Linked DNA regions of Mus musculus: region 2 is linked to region 1. Evidence: chromatin loops called from intact Hi-C (ENCODE). Cell type or tissue: left cerebral cortex. All regions are shown on one strand.

Region 1 (5,000 bases):
GGGTACTCATGAATTTAAGAAGAGCTAGTTTGCTCCGGTTAGGGTGCTTAATGTCCCAAGTTAACCAGATCCATCTCTTTGGCCCCTGTGAAGGTTCTCTTGACTCATTCAAGAAGAACGCTGTCTATGGAAGTTAAGAAGGGTGCAGAGGGCAGCCTTGACTTTTTAAACAAAAGTGACACTTCCAGGAGCTAACCTGGGTCCTGAAGAACTGATCCGTTCCAAAAGCAGCGTTCCTAATACCTTAGCCACCATCCGCTGGCCCCACTTTTTAAAAGTTCCCCTACTTTCCCACTACCACATAGAGAACCCAGCTTCCCAGAACATGAATCTTTAAAGGACACATTCAAGCTACGTCCAAATTATAACACTAAACTATATTTTCTACACAAAGGATAAAAAATTCAAATATATCAGATGTAGCAACTACAGTCCCCAAAGAAAAAAATGCATAAGTGCAATTAAAAAATATGCACGAAAGTATTCACGTCAGCTTTGCTAATAACCCACACTAGATAGAACTTGTCTTAGTTTCTCTTCAGTTGTGATAAAAAGCAACCTAGGAGGCAAGGGTTCCATTGTGCTTACAAGTCTTAGGTCACAGTCCATGGCAGGGACAGTCCAGTGATAGGAGGCTAAGATTGGCGGTCACATTATATCCACGCTTAAGAGAGTAGAGCAATGAATTAATGCCATCAGTCTCAGGAGTGTCACAACTGTGCCCCAAGTTTTGTCTGACTACCAGTTCTCAATAAGCCAATTAAAATAGCCTAGTTAAAAGTAGAAAGTGGAATAAAAGAGATTCATCCAACATGACCACATTGGGAAGAGGAACAAAGAGATCCAGTGGACCACTCAAGTCTGGGGTCAGGGTCTGCAAATGAGACCAAAGTTTAAATAAAGAGAGCCAAGGATATGCCCATCCAAACAACCTTATCAAAGTGTAGCCCACCCACCGCTGACACGTCACTGTCTGGGTTCCAGTCTCAGGTGAGCTGACAAGATACTTGAAACCTTTTTCTGGGAGACCAGCTACCCTCTGGCTTCTTCCTGATTCTTCTCCCACCATGAGGTTTCTGGAGGAAACTTCCATTTCTTTGGGGTCCCTTATTTCGTAGGCTAACAGTCAGACTGAGAAACTGTCCCTCTAGAATACCTGCATTTCTTCCAGGCCGGTTACTCTAATGCTTGTTAGAGCTCAGCAAGCCCTCTCCTCTGTATACAGCCCAGGAACAGTAGTGCCCATAATAAAGATGGGTCTTCTCACATCAGTTACCTTAGTCAAGGTAATCTCTTGCCAACATTTTCAAAGGCCAACCCTAATCTTGAACAGTGGTTCTCAAGTTCCTAATGCTGCAATCCTTTAATATGGTTCCTTATATTGTGGTGATCCCCCCCAATCATAAACCTATTTTATTGCTACTTCATAACTGTAATGTTACTACTGTTATGAATTGTAATGTAAATATCTGATACGTGCCCCCCCCAAGGGGTCTTGACCCACAGGCTGAGAACCACTGCTCTAGACAGTCCCTCACAGGCGTGCCTGGAAGCCTGCTTCCTTGGCATCAAGTTAACAGTTAAAACTAACCATCAGACAACTCAGGTGTCTAACAACAGTAAAACTGTACAACACTTATGCATTAGACAACTATACAATAAAACAAGAGCATATGTTGGGAGGCAGAGGCAGGCGGATTTCTGAGTTCGAGGCCTGGTCTACAGAGTAAGTTCCAGGACAGCCAGGGCTACACAGAGAAACCCTGTCTCGAAAAACCAAAAAAGAAAAAACAAACAAACAAAAAAACAAAAAAACAAAAACAAAACAAGAGCATATGAATTTAACAGAGAAACAAAAGTTGTGCACACAATACTGAATGCATTAAGTCAGAAGGACAGAGACATACTATGAGAGTCCATTTACACAAAACAAAAAGACAAAACCAAAAAATGGACATAAAGTCATTTATGCTACGTTCCGTGCCTTGTGCCTGTGACACTCAGGAGGCAGAAGCACGGGGATTGCGATGAGTTACAGGCCATCCTGGAGTAGAAGACCCTGTTTCTGAAAAAAAAATCGTTTGTAGTACTGGAGACTGGGGTAGCAATGGTCTGTAGAAGAGACAGTGACTAGAAGAAGATGCAGAGGGGACATTAGTTAACAGTTAACCTATACTCACTGTGACACAGACCTAACATTTTACACCATCTGTCTGAAGACATACTCTGTGATATAAATTACCTCCCAAAAGAGAATTTACGAATAATTATACATCATTTATTTTGACCCATCTATTAAATGAAATACCAAGAACCTAGATGATAACATATGTGGTATTTGACACATGATATACTATGTATTAGATATATATAATGTATATTAAGTCCTCATGAGTGCAAAGCTGAGAATACCCGATTAATATCCAGCACAAATATCACCAATTCTTGCTCCCACTTCTGACAAACTTCCAAGCTTGGCTAACAACGTGCTGCATTTCCAGGAATCTCCAGAAGGTGTCCCCATAAGCCCCACTCTGCTGTAGTGCCTAGCCCCTGGCCCCACAGTTTTGCCTGGCTCTTCCCTGAAACTGTACGGGAGATGTTATAAGCGGCCGATTCCCGTGTTCTCGACAGAACGTAGAACAGCGCTGGTGGGGTCCGAGTATTTATTATAACGCTCCGTGGGAAAGGTTTCTCCGTGTTTACTGGCTGCCCGCCACAGCCCCAGGGCACACACTGGCTTCTAGGCAGCTGACCAGGGAACAGAATCAAGAAAACTGCCTCAGTCTGAAATTAGTGCTCCCCTGACAACTAAGACCTTCTTGTGGTCAGGCTAATCATTAGACTCCAGCCCTGAGGGTGAGTTCTCACCAGAGAAACTTTTGAACCCTCCACAGCCACCCACAGCTCTTAATCCCAGCAATGAGTGGGTCCTGATGTCTTTCCCCAGAACTCCCCAGATCTCATAGACATCTGGCCAGTCTGACCAGCTCCCAAATGTGTTCAGACAGGTTAGACATCAAACTCTGAGCATTTCCTAAATCTAGCATAACATATTGAATTCCGATTTTTATTTATTTAATTTTCCCCCAATGCCCGGCATTAGAATAAATTATTTCTTTAGATTTCAATATATTTAGATCTAAGATTTTGAGAGAAGAAACATGCCATCTACTGTATGCTCTGAGTAGAGTAAATAAAAAACAGGAAAGTTTTGGTTCTCTTCTTCTGATTATGGGTCATTTTTGTGGGTGTGAATATCCAGAACAAAGAAAAAAAAAAAAAAAAGCTGCGATTAAAGTTACAGCCACATCCATGCTGAAACCCTGTGTGCATGATGTGGCGTGTTCAAAGGACGAAGTCCTCCACCTGCTGGTCTCAGGCCGCTGCTGCAGCGCATACACACAAAGGTTCCTTAACCTTCTCCTCAAAAATTGAAACAATGTCCGGTGAAACTTCAGAGGGGAAGGCAGCCTCTTGTTTTTATCTTAAACTGGAAATACACTGTGACTGACAACTGGAAAGTGTCATTTAAGATTGAGGAAATAAAGGACAAGCCGTGCAAGTGGTTGAAGATGGAGCAGACACATTCAGAAGTAAAATATCCTGCGTGTGTACAGGGAAGGATCCTTCAGATTCTCAGCTTTGATCCCTGAAAATATAGAGGAATCTACTTTCTGTTTGGATTCCTGTAACTTTTAAGCTGGCAAAGATTACCCTTCCATAGCTAAGCGCTTTACTGTTAAGGTTTTAAAGAGAAGCAAGTCAGAGAGATTAAAATACTTGGCTTTTATGAATCTGGGCTTTTCAAGTCTTTAGATTTGCTTCCTCCATGGAGCAATACTGGGTCTTAGGGAGTCTCTCTGCTTCTTGATTCTAATTGTTGTTGTTTTGGTTTCTTCCTTGTGTCGAGGGGTGGATCTCCAGGCTCGCACATGCTTGGCACATGCTCGATCACTGAGCTCCATCACCAGGCTTGCACATGCTAGGCACATGCTCGATCACTGAGCTCCATCACTAGCCAGGAGTCTCCTGTGTGCAATTGATTGAGTGCAAAGATCAAGTCAAGGTGTGGGTTCCAGGGGCAGTTTGCTTTCACAAAGGTCCTGAGACAAGGAGACAGGAAGGTCAGCCCAGAACATGTTGCATCACAGTGGCCTGTGGAAACCCTGAGCTTACCACACTTGCCACTCCCTTCCCTAGTCAGGATGTGTCCGTGTCTCTTAGCACAGTTTTTCCAGAATTTATCTCCTCATTTGTTCCCTTACACAGTTAAGTGAGGTTGGGGGTGGGGGTTGTTAGTTTCATTTGTTTGTTTGTCTTGTTTCTTTCTGAAGCCCAAATCTTATTGCATTCCTAGTGACAACAGAGGAGTAAAGTCGTACTATGTGTGTAATACAGCTGTGCATGACATGCATATATATATTCACACATGTGTGTATATGTGTGAGTGTGTGTGTATATGTGTGTGCATGCATGCCCTGAGGTTCCTGCCTGGGGTTCTATACCTGCTCGGACTTTTCCCAGGTGTCTTAGTTAGGGTTTTACTGCTGTGAACAGACACCATGACCAAGGCAAGTCTTATAAAAAACAACATTTAATTGGGGCTGGCTTACAGGTTCAGAGGTTCAGTCCATTATCTTCAAGGTGGGAGAATGGCAGTATCCAGGCAGGCATGGCGCAGGCAGAGCTGAGAGTTCTATGTCTTCATTCAAAGGCTGCTAGTGGAAGATTGACTTCCAGGCAACTAGGGTGAGGATCTTATGCCTACAACCACAATGACACACCCATTCCAACCAGGTCACACCTATTCCAACAAGGCCACACCTCCAGATGGTGCCACTACCTGGTCCAAGGATATACAAACCATCACACCAGGATTCGGTATTCAGTCCCTGGATTCTCTGACATGCCCAGACTACCTGATGGCTCTGCTCTAAGCAGGCTGCAGGCTCCAGGCTCCTCACTCCCAAACTCCCTCCACACACAGCCCAGTGCCA
Region 2 (5,000 bases), 120 kb after region 1:
AGAGAAGTCTTGGTTTCTAAGGACTAAGACCTGCCTGGCCCTGAGCAGCCTAAACATGCAGGCACGTAGTATTAAAGAATCTGCCTCAGACAGGGCTCTAGTGTCTCACGCCTTTAATTCCAGCACTTGGGAGGCAGAGGCAAGTGGATCTCTGAGTTGAGAAACCTTGTATCAAAAAAAAAAAAAAAAAAAAAAGCCTCAGACTTGCTCTCACCAAGCCTGTACCGCCCGCCCTGCAGCACCCAACAGCGAACTGCCTGGCTCCCTGCTGTTCGCTTCCCTGTGGTGGGGCTGGAGGCAATCCCAACCCTAACTCCACCCTTCCCATCCTTTCAAAAAACCAGTTTTTCTAATTACACCATCCCTAGCAATACGAGCTTCCTCCTCAAGTAGTGAAATCGAAATCCAATTTCCCTTGCCCCAAGGATCACAGCTTCCGAACTAAGGCACTAAGTACCTCATCCTCAAGGGTTCTCGGTGGTTAAAGGACTGAGCGTATGGAGAGATTCTCGGCATGGCAGATCTGACATGGCAGAATCTGGGCCGAACAAGGAAGCTGCTTCCTCACTCTTCCCCTCCGAGGCTGTGGGTGGTGTGAGTGCCCACGGAACATCATTCTCTTCTTCATGACATCTCTGTAAGTATCCTGGTAGAGGGTTGATGAATGGCGTTATAATACTGAATAGCTGTGCTTACAAACGTTTGTATGTTTCTGTGTTAGAGCATGAAAAAAATGCCTCTTTTTTATTCTCCCAGATGCTCTGTATTGGAGAAAGGTTTGGATTTTTTTTTTTTTTTAAATAACTGGTTTTGATATTTGACATTTTGAGATAACTGGATTCCTGTAAATTGTAAGAAACAGTATGGAGAGACCCTTTAAATGCTTTATTTGGGTTTTCCACTCTACAGAACTATACACAGTATAATCAGAAAATAATAAAGCAGGCCTTGGTCAGCTGGGGGCCCCAGGAAAACCCTTCTCACTGGTCCTGCTTTGTGAGCATTAAACTCTAGGCAGTTTGACACACATAATGTGATGTTCTGAATCTCGGACTGTGAAGGGCTTTCTGTGTGACGCTCTGGCTTCCGGGCCTTCCAGCTTCCTGCTTTTGAAATGCTATGGTGTCTACCTCCTCAAGGAGACTGACCTAAGAGGTCACATCAGTTGGTTCCAGGAGCCTGAACTTCCCATTGTCCTTTCTGTGGCCTACAACTCTCAGTGGCAAGGGGGCTTTGCCCAGCGTTCTTGTGGAAATAACTTGTGGATGTAATAAAATCAAGACATATCCTTCCTTCCACAAGGGCTACTCATGGATCCTGCAAAGAAGTTGCCTCCGGGCCCATACCTCCCTCCACCTCTAGCCTGGATTTGCAATCCTGTTTGACTACTTGGTATTTGGAAGCATAGGAAAGGGAAGAACACTTAGATATAGTTAGCACTGGTTTTGAGGGTAACATATAGAGCAGGCATGGGAGAAAGCAGCAGGATGGGGATCCACCCAGCAACCTTGATGGCAGAAGGACCACCAATTCCAATGACTTTCTGTTCTGCGCGGCTGTAACAGAGGGTTGACTGCATTCTCCGAAGTTTATACAAGGGGCAGGGCACCTACGAGAATGAGGTGGGCAGCTACTGATGCTTCTAGAAAAGGTAGGATGTCCAGAGGCCTCAATGCTCTCCAGGGTCCTTTGCTTCTTGGGGCCCTTTCCCATGACCTTCAAAGGGCTCTCTGGAGCTAGGGAACCCAGGGTCACCTGCAGGTGACAGAGGTACCCGCCTCCACTTAATGTCCATCAAGCTGGGGTCTTCGCTCTCCCGAAACGTTGTGGGTTCTGTGCCAAGCGCCAAGAACTAGTAGATGCCTTTGAGAGGAAAAGGAGGTGGTGGGCAAGGGACCGCGGGGTGGCAGTGCCAGCTGGTACGCTGAGGCGACCTCTGGGTGCAGGACTGACACGCGGAGCCAGGGCGTTCCCAAATTCAAATCTCCCTGGCGGGGGCTCGCACCCGCCGACTCTCAGCCGCTACCCGCTCCTCCCTCGGCTGCGGCGGGAGGAGGAGCCGCGCCCTGGCCGGCGTCCCCTTGACTCCTCCCTGCGCGGCCAGGCTCTTCCTCCCCCGCGGCCCGATCTCCGGGTGGCGGCGGCTGAGCCGGGAGCAAGCGCGCTGGGCGCGGCCGTCCCGTGCCGCCCGGCCAAGCCCGAGAGTCCCGCGGTCATGGTCTGTGCGGTGGCGCGGGGCGCCTGAGCCCGGGACTCGGTAAGCGACAAGCTGGGGAGCCCCGGGGGTCGCGCGGCCTGGGAGATCGAGGAGGCCTCGGCTGCCAATGCGCGGTCTACGAGGGACCCCGAGCGCCCTGAGCGGCGCAGACCCGCAGATCCCGGTCCTGCACGCGGTGCGGCCCCGGAGGGGTTCTGTCGCCGCCGGGTGGCGGCTCGGGGGAGGGGCGACGGCGGGGGCGGAGGATGCGCCGGCGCGCTTTTGTGAGCGCTGGCCCCTTACATATGGAAATGACGCCCGCGCGGGTCCCTAGTTGCGTCCTCTGGAAGGACGCGTGCCCGGCTCGGCGGCGTGGGCTGCTCGGTGTCGCGGCGCTCGCAGGGCCCTAACAAAGCGCCCTTTGCTTGCAGAGCTCCGGAGGCGGCCGGCGTGGGCGCTCCCCAGAGGCCGACGGAAGGTAGGCGAGGCCGGCGGGGCCGGACCACGGGTCTGGCGTGTGAGCTCTGCGACCCGCGAGGGGACAGGTGGAGTGGGGACGCCGCTCGGGTTGCTAGGAACCTGGGCTGGCCCGCCCTCCCGCCACACCTCCGCCTCCCAGACCTGCGGCGCCGGGAGTGAAAGCTGCCACTGTGCCTCGCTCCAGCAGCGGGCAGGAGCTGGAGCGAGCAGAAAGGGTTCTTGTTCTGTGGGTCGAGACCACCCAGGCAGCCCCGAGATCCAGAAGCTGAAGGGGAAGCCTGCGTGGGGAGCCCCTGGGTGTCGATCTGAATCTCTTGGGAGCGCAGAGCTGCTTGGAGTCCTGAAAGTGGAGATTTTAGAAGGTGCGTAGGATCCGTGCAGGTAGAGACTTTTGGGTGCAGCTAGCAGGAAAGGGTGGTAGTGCGTCGTGACAGTTGCTCTGAAAACCGCGAGTGAGGAATGAAGTGAGGAGAGGGTGTAGGTGGGAGAGAAGTATCCAAGACTCGGGTCTGAACTGTAGAACCACCCCCACTTCCCCTAAAAAGACAAGGCTGATGGAAACCAGCCTCCGCTTAAAGCTCTGTTAGTTTGAGAGAGGTTGGGAAGGAAGGATGGTGCCCTAGCCTCGACCCGGAAGGTGCTAACGAAAGGGGAGCTGGAGTCCTGCATTGCTATGGATAGTATTTCCAGACAACTTTGTTATGAGACGGTCTCATCGTCCCTTACCTGGGACAGACCCTTTCCAGGCGGTGAGGAAGTCCTGAGGAGGCTTTCCCTGCAGCTCAACCAAAAACAGATTGTGGTTGTCTGCGAGGCTGCCACGGTAGCGTTTAGGGTGCTCATCCCAGTTAATCTCACGATAGCACCTGAGCTTGGCTCTTGGACCATGAACTATTTCTCAGTTGGGTTCGCTCTGATAGGTCACCTTAGCATAAATTTTATATGTATGCTTTCCGAAGCTTAACAAACCACAAGGGAATACTTTCCTGATACCGGTGTAGCTTTTTCTAGGGTCTTCTGCAATGGTGAGCACGGGCTATTAGAGGCTGACCTGGAATATTAGTATGTCTTGCTGTGGAATTGAAAGAAGCGGTGAAATATCCCGACTGTTCATCAGTAACATCTCAGGCTGGCTGAAAGAGAGGAGTTCGTGCTGTCTCTTCAGCTGTGGTTGGTGTTCATAGGGAGGTGATCCGGGGCAGCGGGTATTGGCAACCTGCCTATTTTCAAGGCTCTCTGATGTTTTAGAGGGAAGCATTCTGAACTGCAGTGTTGAGAAAGCAAATGGATTGCCATAAGCAAAGGCATTGCCAACACACAGATGCTGGGACAAGGAAGAGGAAGCCACCCTCTATCTATGCGGTCCTCTTGTTGAAATGTCACGGTCCAGTCATTTTAATAGGTGCTCGCTCAGAATGTCACAAGTTCTTTTTTTCTTATTCCCTTTCATTTTAGATAATGTAATGGCCCTTCATATCAGAAGATGTTACCCCACAGGACAAGAATAGGGGGCTCCACAGAATTCTGAACAGTCAATCTTAATAGTCAGTGTTCTTATCACGAGTCAAATGTTGTTCAAATAAATAGTTTTAAATGTCACTGTAAATGACTTTTTAACATTTTACCAGTCTTGATGCTTCCATTTTGTGTTGATAATGAAAATACATTTTCTAAGCCTTACCCTGATCGAGGGCTTGGCAGTTACATCAGGATGTCTTTAGAGGGATTCAGACAGCCTGAACCTTTTAGATGCTTACTTTTATAAATGCCAACTTATGTGTAAGCCAATAAATAATGCAGTTTGAGTTCTGGCTATTGATCTTACATCTATTTATTGGCCAGAGGCTTGTGGGGCGGGCTCACTGAACCCAACAAAAAAGGTGTATTTATCTGGTTATATTCAGAAATGAGAGAATTCAAAACATTATGGAATTATGCAAATGAGAAACTTCATTAGAAATTAGCTCTCTTCTTTACTGCAATTAGTACAAGCGATTATACACTTGCTCTACGTGGAAAGTGCTCAGAGCGTTGCTCTCCTAATACCTCAACAGAGTTGGGGAAATATCATCTGTCGATGTGATGTGAGAACAGGCATTTTCTACTCAGGCCCTAGGAGGCTCACAGCTTCACCCATCCTAAATTAATTTATGTAAATACAGCTCAAGAAACGAAAGTTGTTTCAGGCTTTCCTCTTCCTTCCTTCTTTCCTTTTTGTAAGTAGCAAACACAAAACTCTGTTTAGTGTTTTTGTTTTATTTTGTGTGTGGCTCCTCTAGCTTTGTAAGTAGTTGAATATAAGTTACTGGATCTGTTGTGCGGA

Evidence for each region. Hi-C counts contacts between places; a loop is a spot of excess contacts. Peaks named below come from ENCODE experiments on the same cell type or tissue, not always from the same donor. Only the 100,000 strongest peaks of a DNase experiment are listed, where the experiment ranks them.
Region 2: a loop joins it to region 1, with 2.2 times the contacts of the local background. A loop is called at or near these places in 2 of 42 quality-filtered maps.

Annotation. Positions count from the first base shown.
Region 1 is chr12:70,232,938-70,237,937 of GRCm38, reverse strand. It overlaps F730035M05Rik (RIKEN cDNA F730035M05 gene), which reads right to left. Exons shown (of 5, transcript NR_045174.1): 4 at 4,617-4,767; 5 at 3,773-4,106. Among named protein-coding and RNA genes, the nearest start is that of Gm38467, 3.9 kb to the right of the region's middle. In left cerebral cortex, CTCF peaks have their summits at 2,507 and 3,386 (motif pointing left); DNase peaks (open chromatin) are centred at 2,554 and 3,392; H3K4me3 peaks cover 292 bases; H3K27ac peaks cover 396 bases.
Region 2 is chr12:70,109,111-70,114,110 of GRCm38, reverse strand. Gm9997 reads right to left here. Exons shown (of 3, transcript XM_030247034.1): 2 at 3,404-3,452; 3 at 871-3,214. The coding sequence ends at 2,528. It also overlaps a transcript of Nin not described here. Among named protein-coding and RNA genes, the nearest start is that of Gm9997, 4.4 kb to the right of the region's middle. In left cerebral cortex, a CTCF peak has its summit at 2,407; DNase peaks (open chromatin) are centred at 2,127, 2,503, 3,126, 3,848 and 2 more places; H3K4me3 peaks cover 4,360 bases; H3K27ac peaks cover 4,494 bases.